Regions from separate parts of the Homo sapiens genome. Here all the other regions are linked to region 2. Evidence: chromatin loops called from intact Hi-C (ENCODE). Cell type or tissue: OCI-LY7. All regions are shown on one strand.

The links. Peaks named below come from ENCODE experiments on the same cell type or tissue, not always from the same donor. Only the 100,000 strongest peaks of a DNase experiment are listed, where the experiment ranks them.
Region 1: a loop joins it to region 2, with 15 times the contacts of the local background. A loop is called at or near these places in 27 of 110 quality-filtered maps.
Region 3: a loop joins it to region 2, with 4 times the contacts of the local background. A loop is called at or near these places in 103 of 110 quality-filtered maps.

What each region holds. Positions count from the first base shown.
Region 1 is chr17:1,328,843-1,336,842 of GRCh38, reverse strand. No RefSeq gene overlaps it. Among named protein-coding and RNA genes, the nearest start is that of TRARG1, 53 kb to the right of the region's middle. In OCI-LY7, a CTCF peak has its summit at 4,124 (motif pointing right); a DNase peak (open chromatin) is centred at 4,102.
Region 2 is chr17:1,118,720-1,126,719 of GRCh38, reverse strand. ABR (ABR activator of RhoGEF and GTPase) reads left to right here. Exons shown (of 23, transcript NM_021962.5): 2 at 1,353-1,537. Among named protein-coding and RNA genes, the nearest start is that of ABR, 57 kb to the left of the region's middle. RefSeq lists enhancers at 2,679-3,220, 3,221-3,763. In OCI-LY7, CTCF peaks have their summits at 3,370 and 3,579 (motif pointing left); DNase peaks (open chromatin) are centred at 2,699, 2,969 and 3,559; H3K4me3 peaks cover 528 bases; H3K27ac peaks cover 968 bases.
Region 3 is chr17:1,193,670-1,201,669 of GRCh38, reverse strand. It overlaps a transcript of ABR not described here. Among named protein-coding and RNA genes, the nearest start is that of ABR-AS1, 16 kb to the right of the region's middle. RefSeq lists enhancers at 2,014-2,063, 3,180-3,319, 3,430-3,609, 3,640-3,689 and a silencer at 3,184-3,384. In OCI-LY7, no CTCF peak of the experiment used is centred here; DNase peaks (open chromatin) are centred at 429, 2,279, 3,049, 3,439 and 2 weaker places; H3K4me3 peaks cover 4,530 bases; H3K27ac peaks cover 4,813 bases.

The DNA.
Region 1 (8,000 bases), 210 kb before region 2:
CATCTTCCCCTGAGCATTTAATAATGTTTGATGGGACTGCAAATGCTTGCTTTTTACATTTCAAAGCTTTCTTTTGATTGCTCGTTGCTACTTTAAAGAAATATAATTTATTTTTGTCTATTAATATTTTAGTCTGCAACCCTGCTAAACGGACGTATTAGTTCTAGTGGGCTGCTTTCTTTTGCTTGTAAATTCCTTCAGGTTTTCTACATAATCATGTCTATGAATCTATACAGTTTTAATTCTTTTATGCGTTTATCTTGCCCACTTGCACTGGCTGGAACCACTAGTACAACTTGTGTGTGTGTGTGTGTGTGTGGTTTTTGTTTCTTTGTTTTGAGGCGGATTCTCACGCTGTTATTCAGGCTGGAGTGCAGTGGCACAATCTCAGCTCCTGCAACCTCTGCCTCCCCGGTTAAAGTGATCCTCCCACGTCAGCCTCTCGAGTAGCTGGGACTACATGCGTGCCACCAGGCCCAGCTAATTTTTGTATTTTTTGTAGAGACGGAGTTTCTCCACGTTGAGATGGAGTTTCTCCCAGGCTAGTCTCGAACTCCTGGGCTGAAACGATCCTCCCGCCTCAGTCTCCCAAAGTGTTGAGATTACAGGCACAAGCCACTGTGCCTGGCCCTGATTCTTTTTAAAATTTGTTTTTCTGGGCTGGACATGGGTGCTCAAGGCGGGTGGATCACCTGCCTCAGCCTCCTGAGTAGCTGGGACTACAGGTGCACACCACCATGCCCGGCTAATTTTTGTATTTTATTAGAGACGGGGTTTCACCATATTGGCCAGACTGGTCTCGAACTCTTTTTTTTTTTTTTTTTTTTTTTTTTTTTTTGAGACGGAGTCTCGCTGTCTCCCAGGCTGGAGTGCAGTGGCGCGATCTCGGCGCACTGCAGCCTCCGGCTCCCAGGTTCAATAGATTCTCCTGCCTCAGCCTCGCTAGTAGCTGCGACTGCAGGCGTGTGCCACCACACCTGGCTAATTTTTCTATTTTTAGTAGAGATGGGGTTTCACCAGATTAGCTAGGCTGGTCTTAAACTCCTGACCTCACCTCAAGTGACCCACCCACCTTGGCCTCCCAACGTGTGGGGATTACAGGTGTGAGCCACTGCACCCGGCCAAGTGTTCTCTTTTCACCATATCTAAGCCAACATTTATTGCTTTTTGACTTTTAAATTACAACCATTCTTGTAGGAGTAAGGTGGTCTCTCCTTCTGGTAATTTAATTTGCATTTCCTTGATGATTAGTGATTTTGAGCATTTTTTTCATATGTGTTGCCTGTTTGTGTATCTTCTTCTAGAAATATCTATTCATGTCCTTTGCCCACTTTTTTTGTTTGTTTGAGATGGAGTTTCACTCTTGTTGCCCAGGCTGGAGTGCAGTGGCGCAATCTGGGCTCACTGCAACCTCCACCTCCTGGGTTCAAGCGATTCTCCCACCTCAGCCTCCCGAGTAGCTGAGATTACAGGTGCCCGCCACCACAGCTGGATAATTTTGTGTTTCTAGTAGAGACAGGGTTTCATCATGTTGTCCAGGCTGGTCTCGAACTCCTGACCTCAGGTGACCCACCTGCCTTGGTCTCCCAAAGTGCTGGGATTACAGGTGACAGCCCCTGTGCCCAGCCGTTCTTGGCGTCTTGAACAAGGAACTGGACAAAACGCACAAAGCAAGCAAGGGAGCAGTGAGGGATTTATTGGAAATGAAAGCACACTCCACAGTGTGGGGGCAGCCCGGGCACAGGGGCTCAGAGGCCGCCTTGCAGAGTTTTTGTGAGTTTGAATACCCTCTACTTGGGGTACGCCGTATGTGAAAGGAGAGGAGGTAGGAAAGTTACAAAGTCATTTACTTGGCTTACGCCCCACGGAGGGGATGTTTCCTGTCATAGCTGAAGTGTGAATGTGCCTTATGTTCCCTGACTCCAGACCCTATTTTCCTGCCTCAAAAAGACCAACATGGCCCCATACGAGTTTCTAATCTCGGTGCTCGAGGGAATTAAGGCAGATACTCAGGTTAGTATGATACAAGGCAGAATATGATTAGTGAGATGAGGTGCAGTCATAACACGTAACATTGTATATGGATAACAGATCTATAGTAACTTACACAGTATTTTTTCATGTATTATCTGTTTTTTGGCTTCATAATAATCTTTTGGTTAAGATAGAAATTATCAGTCTCATTTTACAAAATTAAGTATTGAGACGCTTGTCGAAGGTGAAGTGGGTGTGAAATGATGCGGAATAGATTTAAATCCAGGTCATCAGGTCATCAGTCTCCCGAGTCCAGTGTGTTCTTGGTGAGACCATTCTGCTTTCCTTGCTGGTGCTTCTGCTTCACACAGTGGCACTGCCTGTCACCCAGTATTTCCGTTTTAACAGCACGACTGTCTTTTGTCTTTTTTTTTTTGTTGTTGAGACGGAGTCTTGCTCTGCCGCCCAGGTTTGAGTGCAATGACATGATCTCAGCTCACTGCGACCTCCACCTCCCGGGTTCAAGCGATTCTCCTGTCTCAGCGTCCCAAGGAGCTGGGATTACAGGTGCCCGCCACCATGCCCGGCTAATTTTTGTATTTTTAGTAGAGATGGGGTTTCACCATATTGGCCAGACTGGTCTTGAACTCCTGACCTCGTGACCCCGGGCCAATGCGCCCGGCCTCTTTTGTCTTACTGTAGTATTTGTGCAGCTAACTTGAATTTTAAGTATTTTGGGCCAGGCATGGTGGCTCACGCCTGTAATCCCAGCACTTTGGGAAGTGCTGCTTGAGCTCAGGAGGTCAAGACCAACTTAGGCAACATGGAGAAACACTGTCTCTATAAAAAATACCAAAAATTAGTCAGGTGTGGTGGCGGGCGCCCGTAGTCCCAGCTACTTGTGGGGCTGAGGCAGGAGGATCACTTGAACCTGGGAGGTTGAGGAGGCTGCAGTGAGCCGAGACTGTGCCACTGCACTCCAGCCCGGGTGACAAAGTGAGACCCTGTCTTAAAAACAAAAAAAAAAAAAAAAAGAAACTTGTTGGCTCGATTTCAGTGTTCTTCAGACTTTGGTTGGTTGACTGCATGTACTATTGCGAGGGAAAAACATTCCATTTCAATAGCTTTCCCACCCCATGTGCCAGATGCTAAATTGCTTCCACTTGGAGAAAATACTTCTACTTGGAGAAAATGAAGATATCAGGGATAATAGACAAAGGAAAAGTAAGATCCTTTGTTTGTTTGTTTCAGAATGTTGAGTTATTTGGGTGAAAAACAGTAAATAGTTAGGCCCCAAATAGAGAGGCATTAATATTTATCTATTTTAAATAGATATCATTTTTAGGGGGAAATGAAAAGGATTACACACTCTGTTCATTCAAAACTGTGAAGTGGCTCAAGTTATGTATTTTCAGTATCACTATGGTCTGTCACTTAATCTGATTTTGTATTCTCTGCCAAAAATGTTTTTAAATTTTCTGTTTTGTCCTGGGTCATATAAAAGTGGGTCTGGAGCAAAGAACGGAAGGACTGAACTATTTTTGAAAGAACGTGACCACCTTTGAAAGCAGGTGTTATTGAATATATGTGTGTTATGTGGTTTTCCATGTTTATTAATTCATTGACTTGTGTAGCAAATGTTTTATGTTTTCATAGAAAGTGCTTTATCCATGCAAATTCATTTTATTCTCCTAATGACTTTTTTCATTAGAAAAGGAATTGCAGGGCCGGGCACGGTGGCTCACACCTGTAATCCCAGCACTTTGGGAGGCCGAGGCGGGCGGATCACGAGGTCAGGGGTTCGAGACCAGCCTGGCTAACACGGTGAAACCCCGTCTCTACTAAAAATTCAAAAAATTAGCCAGGCTTGGTGGGGGGTCGCCTGTAGTCCCAGCTACTCAGGAGGCTGAGGCAGGAGAATCACTTGAACCCGGGAAGCGGACGTTGCAGTGAACCGATATCGCACCACAGCACTCCAGCCTGAGGGACAGAGTGAGACTCCGTCTCAGTCAGTCAATCAATCAATCAATCAAAGCTGTTGAAATCAGAACACAGAAGGGTCAAGACTTGTTGAGTGCTCCCCGCGTTGGAGCCAGCTGTTGGTGTGTCTGAATCTGTTGATGTGACTGATTCCCACAAGGGGGCGCTCTCTCCTAGGGTGTGTGTAGCTTGCGGCATTCACAGGTTCGGTACTGCTTTTTGTGTTTGGTAGAAGACCACCATAAAAAGTATTTTGCATTGCATCCAAAATTATATGAACACATTCTTGGGGAACACAGTCATTTTTAACGGATAGCATCTTCTAGTAGCACAAAATAAAGATGAGATGGCACTGTGTTTTTTATTGCCTCAAGAAGAAGCGGTTAGAAATGCAGTTTACTTTGAAAAGATGATTTGATGCTGAAACGAGTGAACCATTTCATTACTCCGTAACACGTGTAGTAAAACTCTTCTAGTGGCCGGGCGCGGTGGCTCACGCCCATAATCCCAGCACTTTGGGAGGCCGAGGTGGGCGGATCACCTGAGGTCAGGAGATGGAGACCAGCCTGGCCAACATGGCAAAACCCTGTCTCTACTAAAAATACAAAAATTAGCCGGGCGTGGTGGCGGGCACCTGTAATCCCAGCTACTCAGGAGGATGAGGCAGGAGAATCGTTTGAACCCGGGAGGCGGAGGTTGCAGTGAGCTGAGATCACGCTACTGCATTCCACCCTGAGCAACAGAGCGAGACTCCATCTCAAAAAACAAAAACAAAAACAAAAAACAATCGTTTCCCCAAAAGTGGCAAGTTTTTACTAAATGAATATGGCAGTTTGTGTTTTTCACCCTGGAACACGCCCTTGCGTCCTCTCTGTTTCCTGTTCTATCCTCTGTTGCGTGCTCTACTGGCTGGGGCCCCGTTGTTTTCAACCTGACTCCATGGCAGCCACCTCTGAGCCAGTGCCCTGCCTCTCATGTAACCCCTCTCAACCTACCCTGCACAGAGCTGCCTCCTTATCTTCCTCAGCAGCTTACAACTTGTCATCACTCTCTTCAAGGACACGGTGCAGCTCCCTGTTGTTTGTGACCGTGTGTGGTGGTACCCATGAGATGTCTGACCAGCCCTTTGCTTCATACGTTAGACCCAAAACACACAACAGCATGGTGGCTCACACCTGTTTTTGTTTGTTTGTTTGTTTGTTTTTGAGACAGAGTCTTGCTCTGTCGCCCAGGCTGGAGTGCAGTGGCGCGATCTCAGCTCACTGCAAGCTCTGCCTCCCAGGTTCACGCGATTTTCCTGCCTCAGCCTCCCGAATAGTTGGGACTACAGGTGCCTGCCACCACGCCCAGCTAATTTTTGTATTTTTAGTAGAGACGGGGTTTCACCGTGTCAGCCAGGATGGTCTCGATCTCCTGACCTTGTGATCTGCCTGCTTCAGCCTCCCAAAGTGCTGGGATTACAGGCCTGAGCCACCGCACCCGGCCTGGAGTTTTGCTCTTGTTGCCCAGGCTGGAGTTCAATGGCATGATCTCAGCTCACTGCAACCTCCACCTCCCGGGTTCAAGCGATTCTCCTGCCTCAGCCTCCCGAGTAGCTGGGATTACAGGCATGCACCACCACGCCCAGCTAATTTTGTATTTTTAGTAGAGACAGGGTTTCACCATGTTGGCCAGGCTGGTCTTGAACTCCTGACTTCAGGTGGTCCTCCTGCCTTGGCCTCCCAAAGTGCTGGGATTACAGGCATGAGCCACTGCACCCGGCCGGCTCATATCTGTTATTCCAGCACTTTGGGAGGCCAAGGCAGAGGGGTTACTTGAGCCCAGGAGTTCAAGACCAGCCTGGCCAACATAGCAAGACCCTGTCTCTTAAAACACACACACTAACCAAATACTTGGAGACATGGCAGGGAACGGCATACACTGGGGCCCGTCGGGGAGAGGGGCAGGGGAGGGAGAGCATCCGGAAGAATAACTAATAGATCCTGGGCTTAATACCCAGGGGATGGATTGATCTATGCAGCAAACCACCATGGCACATGTTTACCCATGTAACAAACCTGCACCTCCTGCACAGGTACCCCAGAACTTACACACACACACACACACACACACACACACACACACCCCAATACAATTGTGTTCACTTACTGAGGTAATGGTACTTGCTTTTTTTTTGGTTTGAGACAGAGTCTCACTCTGTCATCCAGGCTGGAGTGCATTGGTGCGATCTCGGCTCACTGCATGCAACCTCCGCCTCCCGGGTTTAAGCGATTCCCCCTGCCTCAGCCTCCCGAGTAGCTGGGATTACAGGTGCCTGCCACCACACCAGGCTCACTTTTATATTTTTAGTAGAGAGGGGGTTTCGCCATGTTGGCCAGGCTGGTCTCGAACTCCTGAGCTCAGGTGATGTGTCTGCCTTGGCCTCCCAAAGTGCCGGGATTACAGCTGTGAGCCACTTTGCCCAGCTGAATCGGATACTATTAGGCTATAAGAAAGTCACTAAATTACTCGAGTTTCGTTTTTTTATCTGCACAATGGGCTGTAGCAACTTTGCGAACTTGTAGAGACAACATCAAATAAAGGATCACCAGGGTACAAAATTCCTCAGAATGTTCTCAAGAAATAATGTGGGGGCCCGGGCAGTTTTCCACTAGACTGCCAGTCCCCGGAGAGCTGGGGGGCATGTGCTGTTCATCTCTGTATCATGTGCATGAACTTTATGCAGAAACTGTCATGTCACTCCTGAATTAGGCTCAACCCATCTCGGAGCCCCTATCCTACTGGGCTACCAAAAGTGAAATCAATCTTAGTCATACTGAGTCTCCTTCCCTTTGCCTCTTGCGTTATGCAGAGTTCCCAAGAGTCTTTCACCGTCCGGGCATTTGAGGAAAACACTCAAATCCACACTGGACCCCCCTGAGATGCTGCCAACTGAGCCACGTAATCCCTTGAAGCTGCCAGTGTCTGAGAGAGGTCTCTGCTAAGGATGCCCTGGGTTTTTGGTGGGCCGCATCCCACCGGTCAAGGGGCTGGCACTCCCAGGGGAACTGTGAGGGAGGGGACATAGGCGGGAGCAGTCACAGGTTGGCACCAGTGGCCTGTCCTCCCCACCACTCCCTAGTCTCCGGGGAAGCTCTATGGAGTTCCCTCTGCCTCCCAACGTCCTGCCCTCCCACCCCATGCCGGAGTTGCTTCTCCTCTCTCGGTGGGGATGGGAAGGCAAAGGAAGGAGAGGCTGACCCCCTCATAACTCACCCCGGGGCAGTGGCCTCAGCATCTGGCACACTGTCTGCATTAAGTGGTTGCTGAGTGACTGGGGAAAGGAATACAAGCAAACGCTGTCGGGTTTTAACACCAATTTGCTTGTGTGCATGAGCTCAGGACCCAAAGCCCATCTTCAGAGGTGGTCCTGAGTCACCTCCTGCTGACCCCATAGAGCCGGAGCGGGCACCTCTGCAGCTCCGTGGACTAACCCTCTTCCTTAGAACTGTGGGGTACTGGGTCAGAGTCCTTCCAGCTGTCTCTGTGGGGTACTGGGTCAGAGTCCTTCCAGTGGTCTCTGTGGGGTACTGGGTCAGAGTCCTTCTAGCAATCTCTGTGGAGTACCGAGTCAGAGTCCTTCTAGCGGTCTCTGTGGGGTACTGGCTTAGAGTCCTTCCAGTGGGCCCTCTGAGGTACTGGGTCAGAGTCCTTCCAGCAGTCTCTGTGGTGTACTTGGTCAGGGTCCTTCCAGTGGTCTCTGTCGGGTACTGGGTCAGAGTCCTTCCAGTGGGCCCTCTGGAGTACTGGGTCAGAGTCCTTCCCATGGTTTCTGTGGGGTACTGGGTCAGAGTCCTTCCAGCAGTCTCTGTGGGGTACCGGGCCAGAGTCCTTCCAGTGGTCCCTGTGGGGTACTGGGTCAGAGTCCTTCCAGTGGTCTCTGTGGGGTACTGGGTCAGAGTCCTTCCAGTGTTTCTCTGTGGGATACTGGATCAGAGTCCTTCCAGCGGTCTCTGTGGGGTACTGGGTCAGAGTCCTTCTGGCTGTCTCTGTGGGGTACTGGCTCA
Region 2 (8,000 bases):
CCTGGAGGAAAGGATGTCTGGGCAGATGGCAGGGCAGGCTCAGCCAGCCTCCCCCATCACACTGTGCGAGATCCGAAGATGCCTGGCCAGGGAGTCCCGCCCGGAAGATACCCGGGGAGGTTTAACAAGCGGACGCCGCCACTGGGCAGTCCAGTGCGTAGGAGGCTCCTGCTGGCCCCAAGGCTGCCGGCACGGTGATCTTCGTGTCTCCAGGACGCCCTGCGGTGCCAGCTCCCGCTGGCCCGCACGAGTGCTGAAGCTTACCCCTGCTCTGCGATGAGTGTGAGAGGGGTGTCCACCCCCCGCTGGCGGCCCCAGCCCAAGGAGGTCCACCACAGCCCTCGGGAGCAACACTGCCACGTTCTCCGTTGCCAGTCGTGGTGGGTCAGAGCTGGGGAGCAAACAGGCCAAGGGGCAGGGGCCGGTTTGTGGGAGGGTCCCTCCTATAGCCATGCTGGTGGGGCTGGACGCAGGGGCCTTTCCGAGGCCGCCCTCGTAACCCTTTTGGAAAATGTGAAGCCCTGAGCTGCTGACCTGCACACCCCGCTCGCTGCACTGGCTCAGCCTCCCCTCCCAAGGTGGGTGGGCTCCGTGCCTGGGCTCTGGAGCCCAAGTGGTGCTGGCAGCCCTGGGGGGTTAATGCGGCTCAACTTCCCGGTCGCCTTTCCTTCCCTCCTCCTTTGAAGGAAGCCCACACTGGGGTGATAGAAATAAGCACCGGCTCCGAGGAGTCTGCTGTGAGCCCCTGTCCCTGCCAGGCCTGGGCACAGCCTCCTCGCCCACGCCCTGCTGCCTTGGGCTCCGTCCTCCGTGCGGGGCCTTGTTCTGAGGGCTGAGGGCTCCCCTCCCACACTCCAGAACCTGCCCTGGACCCCTGGAGGGAGTGGGCTCAGTACAAATGGTACCCAAGGAGGAGGGCCACAGGAAGTGACATCGACCGGCCCCCCCCACCTCCTTATTCCCTATAAAAAGCAAAATGGTGACTCAGAGAGGAGAGTTGGAAGCGTCCTGCCTCTTGCTCCCACTGTTAATTTTTACACTTGGAATTAGGCAGAAGGCAAAGAAAACAGCAGCTTGAAATACGCGGCTGACATGCTCTTCATCGGGTAGCAACAGCAGAGCCGCTCCTCCCCGCCTCCCAGCAGCCCCGGAGCGGGCAGGGCCCGGTGCCTGCTGGCTCTCCCCCGCCCCTCACCAGGCCCAGGCCCCCGCACAGCCCCCGCCCGGGCCAGGCGTGGATGGTGCGGCCGGGGCCATGGCTGCCGGGGGCCGCCGCCGGCGCCCACTACGCTACCAGTCCCTGGCAGCTCTGGTGGAGGATTCTCAGTGGCCTTTCTTGTTCCTTGTCTCAGACTTCAGCTACGGGACGGACGAGTACGACGGAGAGGGGAATGAGGAGCAGAAGGGGCCCCCGGAGGGCTCAGAGACCATGCCGTACATCGATGAGTCGCCCACCATGTCCCCGCAGCTCAGCGCCCGCAGCCAGGGCGGGGGGGATGGCGTCTCCCCGACTCCACCTGAGGGACTGGCTCCTGGGGTAGGTACACCGGCTTTTCTTTCTGGGTTTGGGGAGGGGTGACGGGAAGGCCTGGGCATCGTGGGCCAGGCCCTGCTTGGGTTGGTCTCGAGAGATTGGGACTGGAGACGTTTGGACCTGGCCGTTCTTGGTGCCTCGTCATCTCGTCCTGGCCCTGGACCCCTCTCAGGCTCGGGCTTCCCTCCCCACCTGCTTTGCCAACGCTGCCGCCCCTGTCTCTCCCCGTCTACTAGCCGTCTGCTCCCCAGGCCTCCCAGACCCCTCCGTGCCTCTTTCAGCTTTCCCCTGTTAGCCTGTCTCCTCCAGAGGACCCAGGAGAGGACCAGGCTCTCCTCCCCTCTGCACCCAGGCCAGGCAGTGGCTGCATGCGTGGCCCGTGGGCTCCAGGTGTTCAGATGCTGCTCCCGCAAAGCCAGCCTGGGCCTGGTGCTCCCTGTGGGTGCAATGAGCTGCCCGCTCCAGCCCTCCTCTGTTCACTCTGGAAGGGAACAAACTCTGATGGCATCCACCTCTCCTTGTTGACAGAGACAAGAGTTCTGCTCCAGAGAGAAGCATTGTAGAAGGAATATTAAGTATGTGCTCTGAGACAGGCCAGGGATAGAAACTGTGGAGGGTTTGCGGTCCTTGTCATTAACGTGTTCCTGGCGACAGGGACTGACGCTGTCTGAGCGCAGCTCGTGTGTGCCTGTCGGAGACACATGAACGAGCAAAACAGAGGTTCTGGGGGTTGTTTGCCTGGAGCTGGTGGGGGAGAAGAATCCAAGCCGGTCCTCTGTGGGGGGTGTGTGTTGCAGGAGGCGGTGGGAGTGCCCCATCCTTGCTTGGTCCTGCTCGTCCGGGTGTGTTTTGTAGGGGGTCTCCGTCCTGCCTTCTGACGTCCCCAGAGGAGCAGTCGCTGAGATGCCACGGGCTGCCTCTTCTTCCTCCAGGGGCTAGTGCCCCCCCACCCCAGCTGAGGCCGCCTGAACCCTCCCATTCTTGAGAACCCCCTGCTCCTTCCAGCCCCCCCGGCCACCCTCCACCCCCCACAGAGCTCTCACCCCTCTTCACACACCGGGGTGGCTGTTATAGCCTTTGGCAACAAGGGCCTTGGCAACGGGCTTCCCACTTGGGGGAAGCCACATTGCTGCCATGGCAACAGAGGCCGAGGCCGAGTTTAGCGGCAGTCCAGGCGTGCACCTGTGGGAAGGGCTGGCGGGGGGCAGGTGGGAGGCAAGGGGGCCGGCGAGGGGGTTGGTCAGTGTGTTGTTGACCTGCCCTAAGACGGGAGGCGGGTTAGAGACAAGCGTCTCGGACCTGCGGGGGCAGGGTTTTTGCCCTGGTTCTCCTGGAGGCATTGGGCTCAGGGTACAAATAGTAACCCAAGGAGGCAGAGCAGGTGTTCAGGGACCTGAACGGGGGCCAACCAGGGGAGAGCAAGGAGGAGAAGACTCTCGCTCCCATCTCTGCCTTCAGCTCTCAAACCACAGCAGGGCTCAGAGCCCCGCCCGGGGGGACTCAGCTCTCACCCCACTGTGAGCAGCTGCAGGAAGATGCTGCGGAATCCCGGTGTGGGGCCAGGGTCTTTGCCGCTGCCTGTCCCCGCGCCACCTCCCTCTTTGCTCCCTGTCCCTGTGCCCTGTCCTTGTCGCGTGACCACCATGACTGGTTTCCGTGTCCGTCGATTTTCCGATTCCTTTGGTGCTGGCAGGTGCCTTCTCTCGGGAGACAGATCACGGGCGTCACGCACAGATGCCCCCGCCTGGCGCTCCGGGGCTTCGGGGCAGAACTTGACTTGGTGGCTGTGCGTCTTGCTTGGTGGCTCACGAGGGACTCACTTGGCTTGAGGACCTTGAAATCCAGAGATGCTAGAGTGACTGCCCCCTAAAGTGCTTGTGGCCCCCAGGGTTGATGTTTACACCATCGACTAGAAGCCACGCAAGGCAGGAGTAGGGAGCACTTGTCCAGCCTGGGGATCGTCCGGGCAAAGGTCCCATCCGCGGCACCTGCCTTCCCTCCTCAGGGAGCGTTTCTGCCCTTTCTGCTGGGTCACCGGCCCCACCTAGTGGACTCTGCAGGGATTGCTGTTTACACGGGGTGCCTGGAGGGAGCTGACGCCTCTTCCTGAGTACTTGGGGATGTTTTGGTTAAAAACACTATTAATAAAAGACCGAGGTTTCTGCGGCTTGGCTGTGCTTATTTGGCCAAACAGGTCCCCTCCCCTACCAGGCTTCCTGCTGGGGCCTTGGGAACAGGGGGGACTTCTGGACCAAATCAGACAATTGTTGTAGATATTCAGATATCTGGCTTCTGGCACCGCCTTATCGCTGGGCCTTCCACGCCCAAATATGCAGCCAACGGGAAGCCCAAGGTTGAGTCTTTGTGTTAGTCAGTGTTCTCTAGAGAAACAAAACCAACAGGGTGTGTGCGTTATCTGTATCTATATCTACATACGAAGAAAAGTATTAGAAGGAATTGATTCAGGTGATTATGGAGGCTTAGAGGTCCTAATCTCTGCAGTCAATAGCTGGAGACCCAGGACAGCCAATATTGGTTCCAGTCCAAGTCCAAAGGCCTGAGAGCTAGGAGAGCCAGGGATGTAAATTCCAGCTCATAAGCCAGTGGACTCGAGGCTCAGGAAGAGCCAGTGTTTCAGTCCGAGTCTGGAGGCTGGAGGAGGCCAACATCCCAGCTCACGCTCAGGTAGTCAGGCGAGAGGAGCTTCCTCTTATTCTGCCTTTTTGTTAATTCAGGTGTTCAGTGGATTGGATGAGGCCCACCTACACTGGGGAGGAGTCTTTTTACTCAGTCCACCAATACACATATCAACCTCATCCCAAATGCCTCACAAATATGTCCGGATTAATGTTTGGACAAGTATCTGGACACCTTGTGGCCTAGTCAGGTTGGCCTAGAAAATGAAGTGTCATACTATTATTCCTTCAGCCACCCAGGATGGAAAGCAGATAAGCTTTGCGCAGATGAAAATCTATTACTCTCAGGCTGGGCGCGGTGGCTCACGCCTGGAATCCCAGCACTCTGGGAGACTGAGGCAGCCAGATTACCTGAGGTCAGGAGTTTGAGACTAGCCTGGCCAACATGGTGAAACCCTGTCTCTACTAAAAATACAAAAATTAGCCGGGCGTGGTGGCACATGCCTGTAATCCCAGCTACTCAGGAGGCTGAGGCGGGAGAATCACTTGAACCTGGGAGGTGGAAGTTGCAGCGAGCCGAGATCTTGCCACTGCGCTCCAGCCTGGGTGACAAAGCGAGACTCCATCTCAAGAAAATAAAAGAAAATCTACTCTTTAGCTGTGAGACATTGGGCAAGTGTCCTCATACCGCTGAGCCTCAGTCTCCTTGTCTCTAGATAGCTCTAACTCCCCTGAAAGGTAGTGGGGAGGAGGCCCCACTGTGAGCAGCTCTCAGACCACAGCAGGGCTCAGAGCCCTGCCTTGGGGACTCAGCTCCCATCCCACTGTGAGCAGCTCTCAGACCACAGCAAGGCTCAGAGCCCTGCCTGGGGGACTCAGCTCCCATCCCACTGTGAGCAGCTCTCAGACCACAGCAGGGCTCAGAGCCCTGCCTTGGGGACTCAGCTCCCATCCCACTGTGAGCAGCTCTCAGACCACAGCAGGGCTCAGAGCCCTGCCTGGGGGGACTCAGCTCCCATCCCACTGTGAGCAGCTGCAGGAAGATGCTGCGGAATTTCAGCATGAGGGGAGGCCTGCAGCATTAGGCCTGGCTCACCAAAGTGCACAGCCCTTGGCCACCAGGGCCCACAAGACTTTTCTCGCCAGGTTTAGAGGGCTGGGGAGCCAACAGCATTACCACTGCAAAGACCAAGTCTGATCAATATCTGCTGCACCATGACCGAACCTGCTTTTGCAATCAACCTCCTTTCTGCCACATGGGGTGGCCCCGGGTGAAGCCGGGTCTCTGCGGTGTTGGCAGGACATGCTCCTCTCTCCCCAGCACGCCCTTCCACAGCCTTGCACTCTGCCTTTGTCTTCTTTTGTGTCCCCAAGACATGGATCCCACAGAGGTATTAGGGTGAAACCTGAAGCCCTGCCCCATAAACCCTGCCCAAGTCCAGGCTGAGCAGGGCAGCACGGCAGGGCCAGGCCCACAGACCACGGGTGGCTCCATTCAGCGGAGACTGCCCAGTTTCACTCTGAGAAGAAAGGGCCAGGACTCATCTCAGCTGACAAGTGGGGGTGTAGGTTCCTAAGGCAGGACCATGGTCTTACAGAAAACCCGCCTCCCCACAGGCCACAGACTCCTCTGTCTGCTTGCCTCTTGGGAAGCTTAGTAAAAAGGGGCTACAAGGCAGAGAGAAGAACTGGGTTTTGTCCCCACTCTACCACTGTCTCACTGTGTGGCCTGAGGGGTGTCACTCATGACTCCCCACCAGAGCTGCAGTTTGCTCATCTGTAGTGTGAAGACACTGAGAATTTCCTCCCTCCTGACCTCACAGGGCTCAAACCTCACAGCTGTTGTGAGGTTTCTGTGAGATGGTGTTTGGCAGAATGCTTTGTCAATGTAAAATCGAAACAGGGGATTAGACTCCAGCCTGCAGGAGAACCCAAAGATAAGGGTGGAGGCGAATTGAAATCCTCACCATTGGCCGGGTGCGGTGGCTCACGCCTGTCATCCCAGCACTTTGGGAGGCCGAGGTGGGTGGATCACCTGAGATCAGTAGTTCAAGACCATCCTGGCCAGCATGGTGAAACCCCGTCTCTACTAAAAACATACACAAAAAATTAGCTGGGTGTGGTGGCAGGTGCCTATAATCCCAGCTACTTGGGAGACTGAGGCAGGAGAATTGCTAGAACCCAGTGGGGGCAGAGGTTGCAGTGAGCTGAGATCACGCCATTGCACTCCAGCAGCCAGGGGGACAGAGTGAGATGCCATCTCAAAAGAAAAAGAAAAAAAGGAAAAAAAAAATCATCATCATTGTCCCTATCATCCTCTTCCTCCTCCTCCCCCTCATCACAGCTGCTTAGAGAGGCTTGTGCTGAACCTTTCACGTGTTGGTTTCATTTAAGAGCCCCAACAACTCTATGAGGTAGGTGCTATAACCATCTCCACATTACAGGTGCGAAAACTGGGGCTCGGAGAGGTGACGTAATTTGCCTAAGATTAGCTGGGCATGGTAGTTCACTCCCATAATCCCATCTACAAGGGGAACTGAGGCAGGAGGATCGCTTGAGCCCAGGAGTTGGAGGCTGAGAGGTGCTAGGATCACGCCTGCGAATAGGCATTGTACCCCGCCTGGGTGACAGAGCAAGACTCCATCTCTTAATAATAGCTATTAATATTATTGTTTGTCCAAGACCATGCAGCCAGTGGGGCAGCGTGTTATTGAAACTTGGGTTTCTATGATGCCAGAGCCTGCACAGCGCTGTCAGGTCCCGCTCACACGCCCTCCCTTGTGAAGCTTTCACACCCACCCCGCCGCTGATCCTACTGCAGTTTGGGAGGTGTGCACGGTCACTTGTGGGGTGCATCCGCCCTGTGAGATCAGGACCTTAATCCCTGATCATCTCTGTGGACCCCAGTGGAAGCTTCTTGGCACCTAGGGGTTCTCAACTGGTATTTGTGGAATGGAACCAAGTAGTTCTGGGATGTTCAGTCAGGAGGAAGGGAGGAGCAAGGAAGGCTCAGGCAATAACGCTGGGAAGAACTCAGGCTCAGGGATAACGCTGGGAGGAACTCAGGCTCAGGGATAACGCTGGGAAGAACTCAGGCTCAGGGATAACGCTGGGAGGAACTCAGGCTCAGGGATAACGCTGGGAGGAACTCAGGCTCAGGGATAACGCTGGGAGGAACTCAGGCTCAGGGATAACGCTGGGAGGAACTCAGGCTCAGGGATAACGCTGGGGAGGAACTCAGGCTCAGGGATAAAGCTGGGGAGGAACTCAGGCTCAGGGATAACGCTGGGAGGAACTCAGGCTCAGGGATAACGCTGGGAGGAACTCAGGCTCAGGGATAACGCTGGGAGGAACTCAGGCTCAGGGATAACGCTGGGAGAACTCAGGCTCAGGGATAACGCTGGGAGAACTCAGGCTCAGGGATAACGCTGGGAGGAACTCAGGCTCAGGGATAACGCTGGGAGGACTCAGGCTCAGGGATAACGCTGGGAGGAACTCAGGCTCAGGGATAACGCTGGGAGGAACTCAGGCTCAGGGATAACGCTGGGGGGAACTCAGGCTCAGGGATAACGCTGGGGAGGACTCAGGCTCAGGGATAACGCTGGGGAGGACTCAGGCTCAGGGATAACGCTGGGAAGAACTCAGGCTCAGGGATAACGCTGGGAGGAACTCAGGCTCAGGGATAACGCTGGGAGAACTCAGGCTCAGGGATAACGCTGGGAGAACTCAGGCTCAGGGATAACGCTGGGAGGAACTCAGGCTCAGGGATAACGCTGGGAGGACTCAGGCTCAGGGATAACGCTGGGAGGAACTCAGGCTCAGGGATAACG
Region 3 (8,000 bases), 75 kb before region 2:
GCTAGTAAGCTACCTCTGCACTGTCAATGAGACACCCCCAGAAAACAAAGCGTGTGGTTTTGCTTTGGTGACCTTCACACCACGCACAATATCGGGGTTGCCGTCATCTCTTCGGCATCGGGGGGCCTGTTTCACTTTTTGTCTTGTTTTTACCCTCCGGAGAGAGGTGTTGTGTGTGTGTGTACCCGTGTTATACACGCTCACATAAAAGTCAGCCAGCATGATGATAATAGCTGATACTGCGTGAGTGCTAACGAGGGAACAGGCGCTGTGCGGGGTGTCTTCTTTTCACGATCTCGCTGGGTCTTGTTAACAATCTCAGTTAAAGCACTTACCGTCATTACTGAAGAGACTGAAGCTCAGAGAGGTTCAATACGTCGTGACACCAGGCCGTGAACCGGGTCTGTTCTGTCTCTAGAACCCACATCCTGACCTAAAGCATTGTGCTTTGCATCCGGAGCAGCAGCCTCGTGGACACCGGCCCCGTGAAGCTATTGCTGATGTGAACAGTCTTGAGTGATGCGGCTGCCTGAGGGGCACCAAAGCCTCCCCGGCTGCTCCTCTGATCATTTTATTCCTATCAGGGTTTGGGGCTTGGGCCCTGAATCCAAACAGAACTTTCCCTTTACAAGTCTTCCTGTACTTTCCTCCCCCCATCCTCCTTAGTTTCCATTGCTGAAAGGCTGATGTCATTAACACAGCCCCTCCTGAGGCAGGTGGGTGTCCCTGGCCAACCCCAAGGCTTTCTCCCAGTCTCTAAGCTGTAGCCCTGCCCAGAGGAAGGAAGAGCCCCAGGACCTTGTCAGGAGCAATTCTCAGCTTTTTACTGGGGATGTTATAGATGAGGCTTTATCTCTGGTGTCCCTGGACGGTGCTGATAACCCAGGTCATGTTCCTGTCTCCCCGAAGTAACCGGAGACATCTTGCACCATGAACAAACCGGGATGACGTGCCCGGGTTTCCACCTGGGGATCCATCTTTGTGTCTGCACCACGGAGGCCCCGAATAAAGTGAGGTCATAGCTCATCTAGGTGAAACTTGTTCTGCTTGATGTAACGGGAGGAGGGGAGAAAATGAAGCTGGACTGGCCAAAGATCAGGCTGAGAAATTCCTGGGCACAGTCTGGAGAGCCACTCCAATTACACCTGTCCCTCCATTTTCATGGGGGATTGGCCCCAGGACCCCTGGCAGATACCAGAATCCCAGGACGCCCAAGTCTCTTATATAAGGTGCTGTAATAGTTACATGTAACCTAATCACGTCTCCCATAGACTTTATTTAAAAAAATTTTTTTTAATGGAGACAGTGTCTTGCTATGTTGCCCAGGCTGGTCTTGAACTCCTGGCTTCAAGCGATCGTCCGAAAGTGTTGGGATTACAGGCGTGAGTCACCATGCCTGCCCCCGACCCCCGTGTACTTTAACTTATCTCTAGGTTATTTTTAATACCTAATACATTGCAAATGCTATGTGGTTGTTATGCTGTATTATTTGTATTTTTTATTTTTGTGGTGTTTTTTTTTAATTGTTTTCCTCCCAAATATTTTTGATCTGTGGTTGGTTGAATCTGAGGGTGCCCTTGGATAGGGATAGTGTGGCTTCCAGCCAGGTAGAGAAGGCCAACTATAAAACTTTGTAAAGAGCTCTATGGTTGCAGCACACCAACATGGCACATGTATACATATGTAACAGACCTGCACGTTGTGCACATGTACCCTAAAATTTAAAGTATAATAAAAAAAAAAAGAAAAAAGAGCTCTATTATATGCATACAAAAAAAGCTGGAAAATGCTAATTGGGGTGGTGTATTTTATGGGTCACATTTTACTCTTTTATTGTCTAAAAGTTTTTAAAATTCTGGCTTTATGACTTATATGACAGAAAAAAAAAACTGAATAAACTTATAGTTTTAAAAAATTGGCCAGGTGCTGTGGCTCACACCTGTAATCCCACCACTTTGGGCAGCTGAGGTGGGTGGATCACCTGAGGTCAGGAGTTCAACTGAGGTCAGCCTGGCCAACATGGTGAAACCCTGTCTCTACTGAAAATGCAAAAATTAGCCGGGCGTGGTGGCGGGCGTCTGTAATCCTAGCTACTTGGGAGGCTGAGGCAGGAGAATTGCTTGAACCCGGGAGGGGGAGGCTGCGGTGAGAGTCCGTCTCTCCCTTCCACCCCCAAAAATATCCCACCAGCTACAGTGAGCTGTGATTGCACCACTGCACTCCAGCTGGGGAACAGAGCAAGATCCTGTTTCAAAAAAACCAGAAAACAAAAACCCCAACAGCCTGTATGTTTTGTACCTTCCGTGTGGCCTCTTGGTGGTCTATGACATGGGTACAGATGAGCCCCTGCCAGTGTGTTAATTGCAGCGTGGCTTCTGAGCCAGCAGCCCGGGTGATCTTCCTAGCCGGGCCCTGGCTCACTGCCTCTGTTTCCCCCAGTCTTCCCTGGCACCTGCAGAGCCAGAGAGAGGTTTTGTTTTCCAGAACCAGGCATTCGTGACCCTGACCACTCCCGAGCAAAGTTTTCACACCTTCCCCGGCCCCCTCAGAGGAATGAAGGTCTGGGAGGAGATAGGGCCTCGTCCTTGGAACCAGGCACCTCTTTTTTTTTTTTTCGAGTCAGAGTCCCGCTCTGTTGCCCAGGCTGGAGTGCAATGGCACCGTCTCGGCTCACTGCAACCTCTGCCTCCCAGGTTCAAACGATTCTTCTACCTCAGCCTCCCAAGTAGCTGGGATTGGCCAGGCGCGGTAGCTCACGCCTGTAATCCCAGCACTTTGGGAGGCTGAGGCGGGCGGATCCCAAGTTCAGGAGATCATAACCATCCTGGCTAACACGGTGAAACCCACCTCTATTAAAAAAAAAAAAATTTGCCAGGTGTGGTGGTGGGCAACTGTAGTCCCAGGTACTGGAGAGGCTGAGGCAGGAGAATGGCGTGAACCCGGGAGGCGGAGCTTGCAGTGAGCCGAGATGGCATCACTACACTCCAGCCTGGGCAACAGAGCGAGACTCCATCTCAAAAACAAAAACAAAAAACCAAGTAGCTGGGATCACAGGTGTACACCGCCACGCCTGGTTAATATTGTATTTTTAGTAGAGATGGGGTTTCACCATGAGGCCAGGCTGGTCTCGAACTCCTGATCTCAGGTGATCCACCCGCCTCAGCCTCCCAAAGTGCTGGGATTATAGGTTTGAGCCACTGTGCCTGGCCGGAACCAGGCAGCTTTGATTGCAGAATCAGGCAGAGGCCAGGTGGGAAGTTGCCGTCTGTTGGTGTCTCAGGCCAAGCTCTCCTTGTCCAGACAGAACCTCTTCCTTTTTGGTCCTGAAAGTCACACTAAAAATCAGCAGCAGCTCGGCCTTGGGCAACGTGCCACGTGTACCGACGTTGGGGTTAGTGGTCTTTGCAGGAAGTCGAGGTTGTTTGTGGGCCTGGAAGGAAATGTGGCCTGCCTGCATGTACAGCCTCATGTGTGGCCTCTGGGAGGGGGAGCAGACAGAACCCGCAGCCCCAGAGACTGGGAGGCTTCTCTGTGGCAGCTTCCTCATTTCTGGTTAGTTGTGGCAGGGGGCAGATACAGTCTCTTTTGCAAAAGCAGCTCCTTTATGTCCAGAAGGCGACAGCTCAGCTCTCCTTTAGGGCCCCCAAAGAACTAACCCACAGCGTGGGGCTGCGGCCAGCCGGGCGCAGCAGCAGCGGCAGTGTTCCTGTCTCAGCTGCCTGCAGCATGGCTTTGATCTGACAGTCAGCAGGGTGTATTTGCCCCCAAAGCCAGTGGTCTGAGGAGCCCAGCTCCAGTTAGGTCTTAGGTGGGGACACCATAGATACTGCTCTCTGGGGAAAACCAAGTCACGGTCTGGTTTGGGTGAGCGCTGATCTTCCCTCCAGTGTGATCCCAAGCTCCCTGGGATGTTGGCTATAGGGAGCAATCAGGAGCCACTCCCCAAGACTCAGGGGACCAGCCTGGGGTCCAGGAAAGAAGACTTCCCAGCACCCTCCCCCTCTCTGCTGGTGGTCTGGCACTCCCCTCATGTGACAGGCATGTGGCTTTTGGGAGGAAAGAATCTTTCACAATCAGACAGAAACAGCAACTGGGAAAATAACTCATGCAGGGGTTTGGGCAATGAGTGTCTAGAAGGCTGTGGGCCACGAGAAGGGGATTAGGGTGAGGTTTCATCAGAGCTGTGGCTAAGATCCGAGGAGGCTCCTAGAGCTCAAGGCTTCAGAATGACCGGTCAGGAGCCAGAGGGATGGTGTCTTTCTCTCTCCAACCTCTCAGACCAAAAATGGGGCATGGGGCTGACCCTGCCCAATTTTTTTCAAACCCGCAGAGACAGAGGTTTGAAATCATTCACTCCAGCATTAAGTGGAGGTGGCTCCAGCTCAGAGCCTCCAGCCAAACCCTCCCTGCGCCACAGCAGGAGATCACGGCCTGTTTCCCAGAGGCTCTGAAATAGGAGTGACTCTCCTTAAAGTGCTCCTTGCAATGCTCATCCGAGCCTGGGCCAGGCAGGGCTGGGGGCTGCCTTGAAGAAAGAGATGCCCCCGAGATCCGATACCCTCTGGAGCGTTGCAGGATGCGTCTGTCCAGGAGGCACTGCAGGGGAGCCGGGGTTCCCGGAGCATTTGGGAAGGTTTCTGAGCAGCACAGGGTCCTTCCTTAGGAAGGCGGATCTTGGCCGGGTGCGGTGGCTCACGCCTGTCATCCCAGCACTTTGGGAGGCCGAGGCGGATGGATCACGAGGTCAGGAGATTGAGACCATCCTGGCTAACACGGTGAAACCCCATCTCTACTAAAAATACAAAAAATTAGCCGGGCACGGTGGTGGGCGCCTGTAGTCCCAGCTACTCGGGAGGCTGAGGCAGGAGAATGGCATGAACCCGGGAGGCGGAGCTTGCGGTGAGCCAGGATCGCGCCACTGCACTCCAGCCTGGGCGACAGAGCAAGACTCCGTCTCAAAAAAAAAAAAAAAAGGAAGGTTGGATCTCCTGTAGCTTCCTGTGGTGCCGTCTTCTCCCAGGGACTCGAGCCTTGTTCAGAGCACTGACAGGATTTTTCAGAAAGTTCTGTGTGTGTGGCTGCTCTTTGGTAAGCCCAGGGCAACAGAGTCATCAACATTTAGGGAGGGGGTGGGTGAGGCAGGATGTAGAGTTAATACCCAGTTTTGTCCTATGTTCCTCTGAGAAGTTAGCTAAGAAATCTTTTCTAAATTAAATTTAATTAATTAATTTGTTTTTTGGGCCAGAGTTTTCACTCTTGTCACCCAGGCTGGAGTGCAGTGGTGTGATGTCAGCTCACTGTGACCTCCACCTCCTGGGTTCAAGTGATTCTCCTGCCTCAGCCTCCCGAGTAGCTGGGATTACAGGCACGTGCCACCATGCCCAGCTAATTTTTGTATTTGTAGTAGAAAGAGGGTTTCGCCATGTTGGCCAGGCTGGTCTTGAACTCCTGACCTCAGGTGATCCGCCTGCCTCGGCCTCCCAAAGTGCCGGGATTATAGGCGTGAGCCACCGCACCTTGCCTATTTTTTTTTTTTTTTTTGAGACAGAATCTCGCTCTGTTGCTCAGGCTGGAGTGCAGTGTCGTGATCTCGGCTCACTGCAACCTTCTCCTTCTTGGTTCAAGCGATCCTCGTGCCTCAGCCACCTGAGTACCTGGGATTACAGGCACCTGCTACCATGCCTGGCTAATTTTTGTATTTTTAGTAGAGATGGGGTTTTGCCATGTTGCCCAGGCTCGTCTCGCACTCCTGACCTCAAGTGATCCCTGACCTCAAGTGATCTCTCCCCACAATCCCAACTTGCCTTCCCAAAGTTCTGGGATTACAGGCGTGAGCCACCGCGCCGGCCAATAATTTTTTTTTTTTGAGACAGAGTCTCGCTCTGTTGCGCAGGCTGGAGTGCAGTGACACGATCTCGGCTCACTGCAACCTTTGCCTCCCGGGTTCACACCATTCTCCTGCCTCAGCCTCCTGTGTAGCTGGGACTACAGGCGCCCACCACCACGCCCGGCTAATTTGTTGTATTTTTAGTAGAGACGGGGTTTCACCGTGTTAGCCAGGATGGTCTCGATCTCCTGACCTCGTGATCCACCCGCCTCGGCCTCCCACAGTGCTGGGATGACAGGCGTGAGCCACTGCCCAGCCAATAATTTTCTTTAAAATGCTCCTTACGCTACTTGCTGAGCCTGGGTCAGGCAGGGCTGGGGGCTGCCTTTGGGAGAGAGATACACCAGAGACTAGTTAATCACTGTAGCAGTAGAAAACACCCTTAAGGGCCGGGCCTGATGGCTCACGCCTGTAATCCCAGCACTTGGAGAGGCCAAGGTGGGAGGATCCTTTGAGGCCAGGACTTTTTTTTTTTTTTGAGACAGTCTCATTCTGTCGCCCAGGCTGGAGTGCTGTGGCGCGATCTCCGCTCACTGCAAGCTCCGCCTTCCGGGTTCACGCCATTCTCCTGCCTCAGCCTCCCGAGTAGCTGGGACTACAGGCGCCCGCCACTGCGCCCGGCTAATTTTTTGTATTTTTAGTAGAGACGGGGTTTCACCGTGTTAGCCAGGATGGTCTCGATCTCCTGACCTCGTGATCCGCCCGCCTCGGCCTCCCAAAGTGCTGGGATTACAGGCGTGAGCCACCGCGCCTGGCCTGAGGCCAGGACTTCAAGAGCAGCCTGGGCAACATAGTGAGGTTCTGTCTGTACAAAATTAAAAAAAAAATTAGGGTCGGGCGCGGTGGCTCACACCTGTAATTCCAGCACTTTAGGAGGCCGAGGTGGGTGAATCACCTGAGTCAGGAGTTCGAGACCAGTCTGGCCAACATGGCGAAACCCTGTCTCTACTAAAAATACAAAATTTTTAGGGCATGGTGGCACATGCCTGTAATCCCAGCTACTAGGGGGGCTGAGGCAGGAGGATTGCTTGAACCCGGGAGGTGGAGGTTGCAGTGAGCTGAGACCGCACCACTGCACTCCAGCCTGGGCAACAGAGCGAGACTCCATCTTAAAAAAAAAAAAATTAGCTGGGTGTGGTGGTGCATGCCTGTAGTCCTAGCTATGCAAGAAGTTGAGGCAGGGGGATGGCTTGAGCCTGGGAGGTCGAGACTGTAGTGAGCTATGATTGCACCACTACACTCCAGTCTGGGCGATAGAGTGAGACTTGTCTCTAAAAAATAAAGAAGGCTGGGCGAAGTGTCTCACACCTGTAATCCCAGCACTTTGGGAAGACGAGGCAGGCAGATCACCTGAGGTCAGGAGTTGAGACCAGCATGGCCAACATGGTGAAACCCCTCTCTACTAAAAATACAAAACAAAACAAAAAAATAGCTGGGCGTGGTGGCGTGTACCTGTAATCTTAGCTACTTGGGAGGCTGAGGCAAGAGAATTACTTGAACCCGGGAGGCGGAGGTTGCAGTGAGCCAAGATCGTGCCATTGCACTCCAGCCTGGGCGACAGAGAGAGACTCTGTCTCAATCAATCAATCAAAATATAAATAAATAAAAAAAAACAAAGGAAACACCCTTGCCACCAGAGATCCTCCAGGTACAAACCTCATGTTCAAGGAGAAATCAAAAGACCCAGGAGCTTGTCAGATTTCAGTAGAGGAGAAAGAGGATGGAAATTCATCTTTGTGTCTTCCTTCCTCTGCCACTTCCCCTGGAGAGTAAGCTTTAAGAGCTGCAGTGGCCAGGCGCGGGGCTCACGCCTGTTATCCCAGCACTTTGAGAGGCCAAGGTGGGCAGATCACGAGGTCAGGAGATCAAAACCATCCTGGCTAACACGGTGAAACCCCGTCTCTATTAAAAATACAAAAAAAAAATTAGCTGGGCGTGGTGGCGGGTGCCTGTAGTCCCAGTTATTCAGGAGGCTGAGGCAGGTGAATCGCTTCAACCTGGGAGGCGGAGGATGCAGTGAGCCGAGATTGTGCCACTGCACTCCACACTCCAGCCTGGGGGACAGAGGGAGACTCTATCTCAAACATAAAAACACACAAACAAAAAGGGCTGC